2 separate regions of the Homo sapiens genome follow, and region 2 is linked to region 1. A link is a loop called in an ENCODE intact Hi-C map of the cell type or tissue named here. Cell type or tissue: mesothelial cell of epicardium. All regions are shown on one strand. Each heading gives the region's core, and the rest is flanking DNA. Links, peaks and the distances in the headings are about the cores only.

Region 1 (7,698 bases), core at 2,529-5,028:
CCCCCGGTGAAGCCACTGCCTCTGGGTTTCTGGATCATGCACCCATGAGCCACAGGAGCACAGGCTTGCACAGGAAGTGTCTGCTCACACACCTGGCCCATGCACCTGCTCACACACCTGGCCCATGCACCTGCTCACACACCTGGCCCATGCACCTGCTCACACACCTGGCTCATGCACCTGCACACACATCTGTTTGGCACCTGAGCCCCCAAAGGGTGGGTGTTCATTCCCCTCCGCCCCTGATGGTCTCTTTCCCACCGTGCACAAAAACTGGGGTTCCTGGGGGGCTCACCTGACACCACCTGGCTCCTGGCACCTGCTCAGTGCCCCTCAGCCTGTCATGCCATGCCACAGCCCCTCCCCTGGCCAGTGCTTTCAGTGAACCCATTTGCAGGGGAGAAAAACTGAGGCACAGAGAAGACACATGACCCAACAGTCACACGGCTGGCCAAAGAGATGCTGCCTGTCAGTGTAAAGAAAATTATCGAATCCCACATGGGACCAAGAGCTCAGGAATGTGAGCTGCTGGGGGCTCCAAATGCCATCCAGCTCATCTCCCCCAGGGGTGACTTCAAAAGGTGTTCTTGCAGGAGCTCTTCTCATAGGACAAGCCCAGCTCACAGGGGCCACGACAGCCACGCGAAAGGAGCCTCCTTGCAGGCCCTGGGCCGGCATCTGTTGGATCAACCTGAATCCACCCGAGACCTGCAAAGTCCCTGGTATTTTCTTGGTGCTCTGTGGCCCTGCTCACCTTCCAGACAGAACTACTACCAGGCACAGGCACAGACGCACACAAAGACGACCAGAGAGGCTCCCGGGCTCCACTCTCATGGAGCTGGTCCAATCCACACACAATGGGTACTAGCAACCTCAAATTTTAAAGTTTGTTTAAAGCATGTTACCTATAAAAATAAAGGGCTTTTAAGAGCCGTAAGTGGAAAGATTGAACTAAATGTTCTGTCCTATCATCCAAACTTTCTGTCCACATCTGAACAAACCCAGCGCGTCCCTCTCTCCTTGTCCTTCTATAAACTCACAAGGTCAGAAGGAATCAAACATGAAAGGGTGTCCGTGACCCTCTCGAAATGAAGCCATTGTTGCTGTTTTCTTTGGCTAAATGACTCAGTCAAGTTTCGAAGAGGATTAACATCTGTGTACACTGCTGTTTTTTCTAGAACCTATTTGGGGTTTCTCATACTTATTCTAGGAAAAGTAGATGCAGGAGGCACCTCTCCCTAGAGGGGTGAATTTAGTGGGACATTTGGCATAACTCTGCCGGAGGGGTTGGCACAGGCATCTGTCTTCTGCAGCCTTGATTTCTGTGGGTGGAGGGTGAGGCCCCTCCCGGCTGTACCGAGGGAGGCCTGCACAGGGCTGGCTCACAGAGCAGGCTTTTGCTGTAGGACAGCCTGCTACGGGGCCATGTCCCACCCTGACCCACAGAGCCACGTGCCCAGAGACATTTCAAGGAAGCTTCCAGATCCCAGCCCACGGACCCACGGAATGGCTCAAGATTCCCGCCAGCAATCACACAGAAACTGGCCATTGTCCTGCCGCGCTCTGACCCCAGCAGTATGGTCCAGATGCTCTGACTGGAGCCACAGGCTCTGAGATGCGGCAGATGTTAGGACTCGAGGGGGTTCTCACCCAAAAAGTGGGTGATGAAAAATGGCAATGTGGCTCCCAGCAGGGCCTGCATAGCCCAGGGGGCTGTGTCTGCAGAGCCTCCAGCTGAGCACCCCAGTCCATCCCACTCCAGGCCCTGTGCAGAGGGAGAGGAGGCCGCTAGGTAAATATCCACCTGATTTAAACCTGGAGGCAATCAATGGACCACATCACCCACAACATGAAGTGGGGGGTCCCTCAGCGGCATCTGCAAGGCTGCCTGCCACAGACTCTCACTGAGACCCTGGAATGTGGCCTCCGCCAAGGCCACCTCCGCCAGCCCAGCCCCAGCCCCAGCTCTGACCTTCAGGACCCCCCATGAGGGCACCTGTCCCCCAAATCCAGGGAGGCCCTGCTGGGGCAGGGAGAGGCCTGGGGCTTGTTCCAGTCTGTGCTCTGGAACTTTCCTTATCTCCAACCTGTGTCTGCTCTAAAGTGCTGGAAGGAGGCCAGTGGGGACCGAGGTGGGCACCGCCCAGGGCCTGCAGCCCACAGCAGGCTCAGCTGTGGGAGGGTCTCCATGGGCTTAATAGGATGTGGGCCGGGAAAGTAGCTTATGACACCCTTGTTAGCAATGGGGCAGGAATGAGAGCAGCCGTCACCAGGGCAGCAAGTGCAAACCAAACCAGGGCTGCCCTTGGCAGGAGCAGTGACCACCCACCCACTCACCCGCCTGGTACCCCCGCTGTACCCCGAGGAGCTGAGAGCAGGGGCTCTGCTGCCCCCACCAATGCGCGCGGCTTAGACCGTCCGCGACGGCCTGCCCTGCCTGTGCCCAAATTGTCTCAAATGGCAGACACCGAGAGCCGCAGAGAGCCAGCTGGGATTGTCTTGGGGGCCTTGGGGTCTGCTGGGCCCTCCAGAACATCACCACTTTCCGGGGGCTTCCAGGAATCGGTCAGAATGAGTCCACCCTCCTGTGGGCCGTCTAGGCCTGGCCTCCACCCCTGACCCCCAGGGCCGCCTGGTCCTGCCTGCCCCCCTCCCCTGGGCCGCCGAGTCCTGCCTGCCCCCCTCCCCTGGGCCGCCGGGTCCTGCCTGCCCCCTCCCCTGGGCCGCCGGGTCCTGCCTGCCCCCCTCCCCTGGGCCGCCGGGTCCTGCCTGCCCACCTCCCCTGGGCCGCCGGGTCCTGCCTGCCCCCCTCCCCTGGGCCGCCGGGTCCTGCCTGCCCCCCTCCCCTGGGCCGCCGGGTCCACACACGCTCCGCTGTCTCTGCAGCCAGCACTGGCCCTGCACACAGCAGGTGCTCGGTGGAGGTCACCTGGGCCTCCCCAGGTCTCTGCAAACACTGACCCTCTGTCCTTGGCCCAGAAGGGGTGGGACACCCTGTCTGTCCGTCGCCCACCCTTGGAGAGCACAGAGGCAGGCTCCCTCCCAGGCCTGCCTGACAGCCCAGATAAGCCGCTATGAATGGAATGCGACCTCCTCCCGCACAGGAGCGTCACCCCCAGCCTCAAACCAGCAAACAAACCACCTGGAAGCCAAGAGACCAGTGCCTGCCTGAGAACAGTCCTGCTCGGCCCGCCCGTCAACAGGCAAGGGCACCCCGGGACTTATTTCTAGGTCTTTCTACGGACTTGATTTTCAATGGCCCAGCTGACTAAGGGCGGGCGAGGTGGTCTACGTGTTCTGTTCCATCTGATCCGCCTTGCTCCCGAGCTGACCCTGCCTCATGGGGTGACCACGGCCGGCAGAGCCTCGTGATCCCGGCTTCCCAGGGCAGCCCCACAAAGGAGCTTGCTTTGGTGGACGAGTGCGGGCTGAGGGCCGGGGAAAGCCAGCCGGGCCACTGACGCTCCCTTGCAGTGCAGCCTCCTGCCTAGAAATAAAGGCAAGTTCTCCCAGACCAGCCACGAGACCCCGGGCCGAGACGCGCCATCTCCACATTCTTGGGCTTCCAGAGACTTAGGCAGCCACCCACGCGCTCCATCAGCCTTTGTAACCGGACCCGGGGTCACCAAGAATGACCCTGAACCTGCCCAGAGTGGATGCCCCACCCGGTCCCTCCTCAGCAGCTCCCTTGGGCACAGCTGGAGCAGAAGCCCAGGATCCCAGTCTCGAGCCCCCTCCCCAGCAAGCAGCAGGCAGCAGAGGACCCGGGTGGCAGGCAGGCCCCTCCTGCCATGTCAGTCGTAGCCTATGAAAAGGCTGTGTCCTCCCAGAGCATTCAGGGTGAGAGGCACCGGGGAGGTGCTTCGACCTATTCAGAACCTTAGCTCTGACCACCACAGAGTTCCACACGCTCAGGAGAAGGCGAGAGGGCGCTAGAAAGATGGCGGCCCCCAAACCATGACCCCACTTCACATACAGGAGAGGGCGAGAGGGTGCTAGAAAGATAGGGGGCCCCCAAACCATGACCCCACTTCATGGACACAGCACATGCAGGCGAGGGCGAGAGGGCGCTAGGGAGACGGGGGGTCCCCAACGAGAGGGCGCTAGGGAGATGGGGGCCCCCAAACCATGACCCCACTTCACATGCTGGAGAGGGCGAGAGAACGCTAGGGAGACGGGGGGCCCCAAAACCATGACCCCGCTTCACAGACACAGCACATGCAGGAGAGGACGAGAGGGCGCTAGGGAGACGGGGGGTCCCCAATGAGAGGGCGCGAGGGAGATGAGGGCCCCAAAACCATGACCCCGCTTCACAGACACAGCACTCCTGGCCTGGCACCGCTGTAGAGACAGGAGCCGTTCTGCTGAACCAAGGCGGGCAGGCTTGGTTGGGGGAGCCCAGGTCCCGTGCACATGGGCCCAGAGGAGGTGGGGAGGGGGCACTGGCAGCTGAGGACACACTGGCTTTCACATGCCCTGGAGAGGATGCTGACAGGGGCTGCCAGAGCCTGTCCGTCACCCGCAGTCAGGCTCCCAGCTCCACCGTCCTGGGATCCTGCCGCCTGCTCATGAGCATGTTCATTAGCTCAGAACTCAAAACTAGAAGATGCCTCCAGCCCCATCATGAGACTGGAGAGGGGAGAAGAGGAGACAGGAAGTGGAGCCTTCCTGGGCCATGTTCTATGCAGCCGAGCCTGGGTGCTGGGTGCACAGTGGGTGACTGAATGATGGAATGGGCGGGCACTGCCAATCAACGTCCGCTGACTCCCTCTCCTCCTGCTGTGGGCACTGCCCCTTCCTCACAGGGACCTGCAGCAGCCATCGCTGACAGCGACCATCACCCACAGCTCCCCGTGGCAACTGTGCACCTGCAACGCCCATGCCTGGGACTCTGGCCTTTCATCTTGGGGAGCCCTGGCTGAAATGTTTTCCAAAGGAAAGGAGACAGGGAAAGAGACTCTCAGATCCCTCCAGGGATGCAGTTAAAGAAAGCTGTAGTCTCGGCTGGGCGCGGTGGCTCACGCCTGTAATCCCAACAATTTGGGAGGCCGAGGCGGGCAGATCACAAGGTCGGAAGATCGAGACCATCCTGGCCAACATGATGAAACCCCATCTCTACTAAAAATACAAAAAAATTGGCCGGGTGGGGTGGCGCGCCTATAGTCCCAGCTACTCGGGAGGCTGAGGCAAAAGAATCAGTTGAACCTGGGAGGCAGAGGTTATAGTGAGCCGAGATCGCACCACTGCACTCCAGCCTGAAAACAGAGCAAGACTCCGTCTCAAATTAAAAAAAAAAAAAGAAAAGAAAGAAAGCAAGCTATAGTCTCGAGTGCAGAGACATTTCAGGCACATAAAACATGCTTTAAAACGTAGAGAATCTATGGTGGACTATTACACACCCATGAAAAGGGATGAATTGTGGGTCTGCACAACACCACGACGTACCTGGAAACGTGAGGCTTGTGAGAGGAGCCCGAAACAAAAGGCCTCGCACTGCGGGAACCACCTGCATGAACGTCCAGAACCGCCGATCCAGAGGTGGAAAGTGGACTCGCAGGTTCTTGGGGCCGGGCGGTGGCTGCGTGATGGCCCAGGGCTCCCTCTCTCCGGCGTGTGAATGTTCTAGAGTTGGGCAGTGGTGATGGCTGCACAGCCTTCTGGCTGTACTAAATGTCACCGAATTGTTCGCTTTAAGATGGTTAATTTTATGCGTTGTGAATTTCACCTCAACTTAAAAAAGTTAAAGAATCCAATCGTTTCCAGTCCTTCAAAAGATGGAAAATGCCAGGGTGGAAACTGGTGGCCTCGGTCCTGGCTGCTACTGAAGTCTCCTGATCCCAGAGACCCCATCCTTGGCCACGCCTGGCTGGTCACCCCTGCACGCCGGGTCAGCTGAGGGTGCCCCTGGCCCCACCTTCCTCAGAGCGGGCTCAGCCAGTCTCCCGGTTCCCACAGCGCTGCGTCTTTGAGGCCCGAGGCCACCCTCACCACACGCTCCTCAAACTCTGAGAGCCCCCAGGCCCAGACGCCGCCTGCCTGCAGGAGCGCCGGACCCCAACCTGCACAGCACTCAAGATGCACACTCGAGCTGCCCACAGAGGGATGGGGGCAGTCAGGAAGGCTTCATGGAGGAGGTGGTGCCGACGGGCCTTGGCCGGCGCGAGCAGTGGGCAGGAGTAGGCTGCGTTGGCTGTGACCCAGGAGGCCTCGTGTCCTCCCGGCTCTGCAGGGCCAGGGACAACATCTCCCAGGACAGAACAAGCAGGGAAGTCCTGACCCAGTCAGACTCATCCAGGCCCCGGGTGTATGAGTCACCTGGGCTCATTAGTCAGGCCTGAGCTCATCGCCAGTTGCCGGCGCATTCCCGAGGCCTCGCCCCCCTTCCGCTGGTTCTCAGTCCTGCAGACCCAACCCCAGGGCCAGGGCGCATGGGAGTCACGTGATGGCGACCAGCATGAATGCTCGGCCCGGCAGACCAGTTGTCTGGCAAAGGCACCCAGAGCACTGGCCACCCCTCACGGCAAAGTCCAGGGTACGCACAAGCATGCACAGAGACCTCAACACCCGCCGGCCTGCCCACCCCACCTGGAGAATTCCGCTCCCCGCCCGCCGTGGTGCTGGTGTGTCCAGACACACCGCAGAGGTGTGAGGTCAAGAGCAGGGGTGGCCGCGGAGCAAGAGGGGGCCTGCCTGGGGGAGGCGGAGCCCATGGGCACGGCACCCGGGCACACAGTCTGGTCAGTGCCAGGCGGGTCAAGAGGCCTGAGGCAGACATGGGAGGCTGGTGGGCCAGGGGAGCCAGAAGCCTCAGGGACTGCTGGTGAGTTACTAGGGGCCACATCTGGCCTCCTGATTCAATGCCAGCCTTAAGAATTGCCCCAGAAGAAAGGGGTGGGGAGAAGCCTCCAGGGGCCACTGGCAGGACAGCAGGGGGAGGTGACACTGTGATTTAAAAGGTCGAGAGAGAAAGGGCTGCGATGGAGGTGGATATGGCACCCACACGGAGAACAGAAAGCTGGGCCCAGCCCCCAGCGTGGCTGCCATTAACACTGAGTCCAGATATTCCAGTGACCAGGCCCTACACACGCTCCGGAGAGAGCCCGGCTTTTTAAACTGCAGCAGAAAGCAAACGCACAGACATCGCCTTCCAGAAGTGTGAGCGTGAAGCTGGGGTGTCTGCACCTCAGGAGTCTGCCCTGCTGGAGTGCAGCCCTGGGACAGCAGGGCTGAGAAGCCCCTGCGTCCTGAGAGCACCTGTGTGCACGGCACCCCCGCATCCCCTCCCCTCTGCTCAGCCCCCTGCTGTTCAAGAGGCAGCTCCTTCCACCGCGGGGAGCATCAGTCCCAGCAGCATGGGTACCCTCCAAGGCCTCCCTCCCAGACCCCTCAACAGAGGAGAAAAGACAGAGAGGAGGCCCCAGAATGGGCAAGTGTCTGCAGGAGGATGCAGCCACAAGCTCCCAAACCTGCTGGACGAAGTGGGCAATCAGCAGCACGTGCAGAGGGCGGACACTCCCGTGGTCTCACGCAAGGGCTGAGCATGCAGTGTCGCTGCTGTCCCGGCCAGGCCTGGCACCCAAGGGTTTCTGGGGGCTTCCAGGGCCGGAAAGGGACCTGCGCTCTCCCACTCAGGGCGTGGCAGGGTTTCCGGGGGCTTCCAGGGCCGGACGTGATGGGGGAGCGCTGCAGGGGTTTGGG
Region 2 (7,698 bases), core at 2,554-5,053, 130 kb after region 1:
AAGCCCCTGGGGTTCAGTTCCTGCTGTTGCAGCCCAAGGGCTCCACCAAGAGCTGGGGGCAGTGTCCACCTCCTGGGGGTCTCGAGGGGCTCCATAAGAGCCCCTTGTCCTGAGCCCCCACCCAGGCTGCGCACTGGCAGCTGTTCAGTCCCGGCTGGCTTTAATTGTTGTCGTTTAATATTCAATATTGACATAAACTCTATTTTGGTTGTGAAACCACTCAGCATTCCATGTCCTTATTCCTGGATTTTGATTCTAAGCCCCTTTAGGAAATGTCTGCCCCGAAGTGACCGTCTCGTCTGGAAGGTTCCCACAGAGCAGGGTATGATGACAGCCCAACGGGCTTCCTCCCAGTGCAGACACCGCCCCAGCGGCTCCGGCAGGAGCACGTTATCATCCGCAGAGGACAGACGCCGAAACGTGCAGGGGCCTGTAAGCCTGCGCAGTGTCACACACACTCAGCCCCAGCGAGGGGCACGCACACATTACCGTGTTTGAGATGACAGTTTTACAGTGTGTTGATTGTTGATGTCCCCTACTTTTCTGGATTTTCCTCCAGTTTTGTTTTTTGTGGGTTTTTTTTTTGAGATAGGGTCTTGCTCTGTCATCCAGGCTGGACACTATCTCAAACAAGCAAGCAAACAAAAAAAAATTAAAAGTGCAGCCCTCACCTCCTCGGCTCAAGCCATCCTCCCACTTCAGCCTCCTGAGTAGCTGGGACTACAGTTGTCTGCCACCACCCCTGGCTAATTAAAAAAAATTTTTTTTGTAAAGACGGGGTCTTGCCATCCTGCCCAGGCTGGTCTCGAACTCCTGGGCTCAAGCAATCCTCCCGCCTTCGCCTCCCAAAGTGCTTGGCTTACAGGCATAAGCCACCACGCCCAGCCATTCCCCAATTTTGAATTGGTATTAGTAGCTTTAATTCTGTTCTGTTTCTCTTACAATAAGCACCTTTCTCAACACATTTCCATCCATTGACAAAATAGGGAGAAAGGGGCATTTCCAGTGATTTAGATGGGTTACTTTAAAAAACATCTGTGTCATCTCTTTAAACTGTTCAGGAACTTCGTGTTGACAGTGTTTTCCTCTGTGCCATCAGACACATTCTCTACTGGTTTATAGAAATCAAGTTAAGAGCCATCTCTGGAATCAAGGTAACCTGGGTAAATGTTGAGACCTGAAGGGATTTGGTGATAGCAACTCTCCTTTCAAATTCTGCAGGAGGAGTGGATGTTAATCTGAGATGGCCACAGAGCTGAGGGTTCCTACAGGGAACGGTAACATGAGGTGTGTTTGTGGACTGGCCCCTGCTTCCCAGTCTCCACCCAGAAGACCTCGGGGAAGACACAGGCAGACACTAGGTTTTTTCAATTATAAAACCACCATGTTCTGGCTTATACTGACACATTTTAAAAGCCAGGTTAAACAGATGATTTTCTTAGAAAATATAAAGTATGGCTGGGCACAGTAGCTCATGCCTGTAATCTCTGCACTTCGGGAGGCCGAGGCAGGTGGATCACTTGAGGTCAGGAGTTCAAGACCAGCCTGGCCAACATGGTAAAACCCCATCTCTACTAAAAATACAAAAATTAGCCGGGTGTGGTGGCACACACCTGTAATCCCAGCTACTCAGAAGGCTGAGGCAGGAGAATTGCTTGAGCCTGAGAGGCAGAGGTTGCAATAAGCAGAGATCACTCCAGCCTGGGCAACAGAGCGAGACTCTATCTCAAAAAATAGTGTAACATTTAAAAACAACAAAAATGAAAATATAAAGTATAACATTGACTCAAGTAGAAATAGAAAATCTGATTAGCCCTATGGGACATGGGCAGGAAACAGAAAAAAAAAAAAGTAGTCAAATGATATCCTTTAAAAAAGCACCAAGCTCAGGCAGTTTTTTACAGGAATATGCAGGACTGATCTCTGCAACAGAGAGACAGAATGACCGTTTAGGAACCTGTCCTCTGAAGGCCAACGGCTCAGTTCAAATTCCATCTTCGCCCCCATGGCTGGTGACCTTAGGCAGACTACTTAAACTCTCAGCCTCTTCATCTGTCAGATGGACACGAAAGCAATACCTAGTTCACAGGGATGACTTCCAGGTTAAGGACTTAACTCATGTAAAATATATAGAATTGTGTTTGTTGCAATAGGAAGAACTTGATACAGGTGAATTTTTACTAAGAATTACTATCATTTCCAGGCACAGACAAAGACAAAAGTATCACAATTCATTCTGTAATATATAGTTGTATGAGTCTATTCTCACATTGCTATAGAGAAATACCTGAGACTGGGTAATTTATAAGGAAAAGAGGTTAAATTGGCTCATGGTTCTGCAGGCTGTATGGGAACCTTCGGGGCGGCCTCAGGAAACCTTCAATCGTGGCAGAAGGTGAAAGGGGAGCTGGTGCGTCTTACATGGCCAGAGCAAAAGCAGGAGGGTCAGGGAGGTGCCACACACATTTAAACGACCAGATCTCGCGAGAACTCACTATTGCGAGAACAGTACCAAGAGGAAGGTACTAAACCATTCATGAGAAATTCACTCCCATGATCCAACCACCTCCCACCAGGCCACACCTCCAACACTGGGGATTACAATTCAACATCGGATTTGGGTGGGGACACAGATCCAAACCATATCAATAGTTAACCAAAAACCTGAGAAACTAATGGCAAGAATAACACACACACATCTACACACAATGATGCTGACATATTATTTATAATAGGGATGTAATTACCCAAAAATAAAAGTATTAACAAACAGAATCCAATCCACCAGGAGCAAGTAAAGTCTATCTCCGGAAAGCAAAGACGGTTCAACATTAGAGAATCTGTTAGTACAACTCACTACATGAAGAGACTAAAAAAGGGAAACTTTGGGCATCTCAAAAGATAGGCCCCTAACAAGCAACTGGTAAATTTAATATTTAGTCCTAATTTTAAAGCACACACAACCACAAGATATTCAGAAAGCTAAAAATAGTCAGAAACTTCCTTAACCTGTAACAAACATTGTATTTAATGCATGAGAACAGATATTAGCAAATTTTCCCGTAAAAGCTCAGATGGTGAATATTCTAGGTTTTTCGGGCAATACCGCCTCTGTCTGGACTATTTAACAGCATTGCTGTGGCGTGACAGTAGCCATCAGACAATATGTAGAAAAATGTGTGTAACTGTGTTCCAATAAAACTTTATTTACAAGAAGAGACCATTGGCTGGATTTGGCCCCCCGGCCACCAGTTTGGAAACCCCTGCATTAGAATCATTCGCATTAGTCAGAAACAAGAGAAAGACGCTTGAGTCCTGGCCAACATGATAATATACACAAAGTATAAATATTAGAAAGGCAGAGACACAACTATAATTATTTGCATAATTATATGACTGTTTACCTAAAAAGTTCAAAATAATGAACGGACAAACTATTACAAGTGACCAAGTGTAACATCAATATACATCAATCAACAGTGTTTACTAAAACAGCAATACAGAATTACAACATTTTATGGGAAAGTGTCCCATTCATTATAACAAAAACTTTGTGGATTTCATAAAAATCCACAAAATACTCAAGAACAAACCAAGAAATGAGCACATCGGACATCAAAGAAATCTTAAAAATTTTGCCAAAGCTCTAAATTCGTTGAGAGCTGGAATCCATTTTCAAGTAGTAGGACTCTAAGTCACATGAATGTCAATTTTCCAAACTGTCCCCATAAACTCCGTGCATCCCTTAAAACTCCCGCAGGACTGCTGTGGGTCTTGACACTGCTTCTAAACTTGACATGGGAGAGGAAACGTGTAGGACCCGCTGAGGAATGCTTCTGAACGGCCTCGGGGAGGGAGCCTGCTGTAAAGCTGTCACAGTTAATGCCAGTGCTACTGTGCAGAAAGAGAACTCAGCCCGTGAGTCAGGACTGAGACAGCAGAGACAGCAAGTATTTACGGGAATTTTATTTACGATGATGGTAGCATTTCATGTCAGTCGGTGGAGAAAAGATTCCTTTTTCAATAAATGATGTGACAACTGGCTACGTATTTGAAAAAGAAAACGTTAGACCCGTATCTCACACAACCCCAAACAAAATTCCCGCGGATTAAAGGGCTAACCACCTGTGATGGAGTGAATGCTGATGTGTCCCCCCAAAATTCCTGTGTTGAAGCCTCACCCCCAGTGACACGGTATCAGGAGAGGGAGCCTTCGTTACGTTAGCCAGGAATCCCACCCTCACCAGGAACCTGACCATGCTACACGGTGATCCAAGACTCCCAACCTCCAGAACCGTGGGAAGTAAGTTTCTGCTGTTTAAGCCCCACAGTCTATGTTATTTTGTTCTCAGCCCCGGCTGACGAGAACGCCATTAGAACATCAGAAGCCACAGCCATAGAAGGACAGACGAGACGCTGAAGTTTGTTTTAACCGTCTTGCCATAAGAAATACCCTATAAGTCACATCTGAGACTCAGGCGTCCTAAGAAAGGGGGGTGTGGACACTGCCCCCAGCACCTCTTGTGGCCGGGCTGGGTGACAGGCACACAGGAACTCATGGCACTCGTCTCATAACCATTGTTCACATTAAACGTGCACCAAAATTTACAACAGAACACCATCGACAAAGCTAAAAGGCAGGCAATGGATGGAAGAAACCATTTCCAAACTACCAACATGGTGTCCCAACAGGAAAAGACTAACTACTGGGCAAAAGATGCGGTTAAACAAGTCACAGAAGAACCCACAGGTACCGCTCCTGCAGAAGCTGGCGACTCTGCCGACACCGTCAGCATGACGCAGAGGGGTCTCCTCCCCACACCCACAGCTCCGCGCATCCTCCCCTGTGGGCCCGAGGTGGGCGTGTACTGATTCATCCCCACCTCTGTCTGCTCCTGAGAGCAGCGCCCTTCACATCTGCGTCCTAGGCCCCACTAAACGCAGGACACGGAGGCCCTCGCAAACTTCTCGAATGAATGAACGAATGAAGGTCGTTTTCAAGACCTCTGGCCCTTCCCCTCTTAGAATCTCTAAATCTCACACTTGCACTTGCTCTGGAGGGGATGAAACAGACACTGCCAGGGCCCGGAGGTTTACGATGTTTATGCTGAGGCCCAGGGAGCTATGCGGGCTCAGGATCCATGTGGATTTGTTACCCTGAACTCAGCGGTCAGGGCCTGCTGGTGAATCAGCAAAACCTCCGGCTGTGCTTCATTCCAGGGAGGAAACCCAGCAGCCCCGTCCCCGTCTGCATTTCCGCTGACGCTATCACTGGAGAGGGAGACGAGGAGTCCTTGAAACCAGCCCTCCGAACATAAATAAGCAGCCGGGTTCAGTGAAGCACATGACGCAGGCTTCACCTCTGCCAGCGTTTCCATCCCAGAAAGTCCTGCGGGACAGATTCTCACAGTCCCCAGTGAGCCCCATCCATGACCCCTGCTCGCCCCCCACGTTTCCCAGATGACGGCAGCTGGAGAGCCTTCCTCCGACAGCGGCCCCAGGCCACGGAGAGGCGGCCCCGCAGAGAGCGGATGTTTGTGAAGCTCCTCTTGGAGGGAAAGCTGCCCCCAACGCTGAACACTCCCGTCTCAAGGCACAGACAGGGGAGCGGTCACAAGCCGGCCAGTCCCTTTTACAGCCAAAATCGGGGGCTCAGAACATTCTTTAATGATTTCCGAGCCACCGAGTGCACTGGGCGGCCCCGTCTCTGTTTTCATTCCCTGAGATGTGGTGCTTTCTCTCCTGGAGCCCCGTGTTGGGGACGCTTCAACCGCAGGCCTTGCCTCCCTCCCACAGTGCTGAGGAAGGACAGGCCCTCCCTTCCCCAGGAAAGGCCAGGCTGGAGGAGCCCAGGTGTGGGGGGAAGTTCTGAGCTGGCATTGTCACCCCCGGGTCTAGTATCCCCACAGAGTGGACCCTGGCCCTGAGCCCAGGCTGTGCCTCCCCTATGTGCAGCCGCTGGGATGTGTCCAGGGCAGCACAGGAGGCAGGTGCCCAGGTACTCCCCTAGGCAGAAGCCTCGGGTTCTGTTCCAGGGCAGGTGGGCTGGCGTGGCCCTCGGGAGCACAGAGCCCTGACTGTAGCCCCCCAGATCCCCACAGGCACCGGCCAGTCTCACCCAGGAGGGCAGGCCCTGCTGTGCTGCAGGCCCCCCGGGGCGCTGGTCCCCTCCCCCATGCTGACCACACGTGGCTTCCTTGGGATCAGCGCACCCCCAGGAAACCCTGGGCGCCTTCACGACTTGGTCACTTGGTGACCTGGGACCCTCGGGCGCCTGCTCCGTGCACAGAGCTGGCCAGGCTGTCCGTAGGGAAGTGTTGACTGGGGGCCCCAAGGCTCCTGCTAAGAAATCCTTCTGAGCACGGCCTCTGGCTCTGGAGAACCAGAACTCCCTGCCCTGCCACTGACTCACAAAGTTGTCCCCTCCCTGTGCACTTCCAGGCACAAAAGCCAGGATTTGATTACTGGGGAACCGCAACGTGCAGGGGTGGAACTCCGCAATGAGTCCAGAAACTCCAAACACGTGAACCTGGTAACTCACCTTGCAAACGGAGGAGCAGGCCTGCACAGGGTCCCTGGCGTTCGCTCTCTCGTCTCCTAGAAGAGTCCTCCTTGGGTCCTGAGCTCAGCGGTCCTCGGCCAGTCCACTCTCTGTCCTTCTTGCTGGCCAGCCCCCTTCCGCGAAGGGACAGCTCCCTCGTCTCCATGGCAGGGTGGTCTCGGGGGACAGTGGCAACATCCCCAACTGCCTTTCTCTGCTCTTCACTGCCGACCCTGCTCCCAGGGCCGCCCCCACGGGGCCAGGAGGCTCCGAGGTGGTGACAGGTAGATGCTCCAGCTGTGCTGAGAACTGCCCAGCCTCTCCCCATCTGCACGTCTCTCAGGAGAGGACCCACATCCGGTCCCCACACATCTACCCACTGTGGGTGTTCTGGCTGGGGTGCCTGTGACCCACAACTACCTCCGGCCCAGGGCTCACTCAGGGGGCTGGCGGCCTGGAGTGCCCAGACCTGACCCTGCTGAGTTCTGTGGGGACGGACGACACTCAGGGCCCAGCAGGGGTAGAAGGATGGGCTCTAACAGGTGTGGCCCCAGGACCACAAGCTGCACCTGCTGCGTCTGAGCCCAAACAGGGCCTCCTTCCCCTCAGGTGAGGTTTTGCAGGGAGCTGGGCGGGGCACAGAAGAGCTGGGAGCAGGTCAGCAGTTGAAGAGTGGCTCCGGGAGGGGCCGCAGAGGCCCAGGGCCTGCTCTCAGGGGTCGCTGGGGACAGGAGAGGCTCCGACAGGGGCCGCCCAGTGTGCTCTTCTCTCATGTGCTGGGGCCTCTCTCTTCATTCCCTGCTGGAAACATCCATGCTGTGCTTGGCGGGGCTGCGTTTCCCCGTGGCACAGAGCTCCCAGGAAGGGCTCTCCTGCCCTCTCGTGGCGGCCTCGGGGCAGTGGCCTGTGGGGGCCGCCAGCCCCTCCTTCGCTGTGTGAGCCGCTGGTCACAGAAGACTGCGGTGCAGGGAAAGGGGCCACTTCCTGATACTCAGGGACAGATTTTCTTCTCTTGAGGAAAGCCTCATAAGACCTCTTCCGGGTCATTCCTGATTAGGACTTTAATCCAGGGGTCAACAAAAGACTCCCCAACCTGAAGGAGGCTGCCCAGGCAGGGAGAAGAAAGGTCAGAGCCCACGGAGAGGCAGAGGGGCGCC

Evidence for each region. A loop is a pair of places that touch in the nucleus more often than their neighbours do. Peaks named below come from ENCODE experiments on the same cell type or tissue, not always from the same donor. Only the 100,000 strongest peaks of a DNase experiment are listed, where the experiment ranks them.
Region 2: a loop joins it to region 1, with 21 times the contacts of the local background. A loop is called at or near these places in 105 of 110 quality-filtered maps.

Annotation. Positions count from the first base shown.
Region 1 is chr21:45,426,505-45,434,202 of GRCh38, reverse strand. All of the region lies in intron 2 of COL18A1 (collagen type XVIII alpha 1 chain), which reads right to left. Among named protein-coding and RNA genes, the nearest start is that of COL18A1-AS1, 5.3 kb to the right of the region's middle. RefSeq lists enhancers at 1,174-2,170, 2,171-3,169, 6,170-6,842 and a silencer at 3,038-3,222. In mesothelial cell of epicardium, for the core only: no CTCF peak of the experiment used is centred there; DNase peaks (open chromatin) are centred at 3,151 and 3,539.
Region 2 is chr21:45,292,366-45,300,063 of GRCh38, reverse strand. It overlaps LINC00205 (long intergenic non-protein coding RNA 205), which reads right to left. Exons shown (of 3, transcript NR_026943.1): 3 at 2,710-7,698. Among named protein-coding and RNA genes, the nearest start is that of LINC00205, 8.2 kb to the right of the region's middle. RefSeq lists enhancers at 5,352-5,858, 7,383-7,698. In mesothelial cell of epicardium, for the core only: no CTCF peak of the experiment used is centred there; DNase peaks (open chromatin) are centred at 3,853, 4,343, 4,423 and 4,843.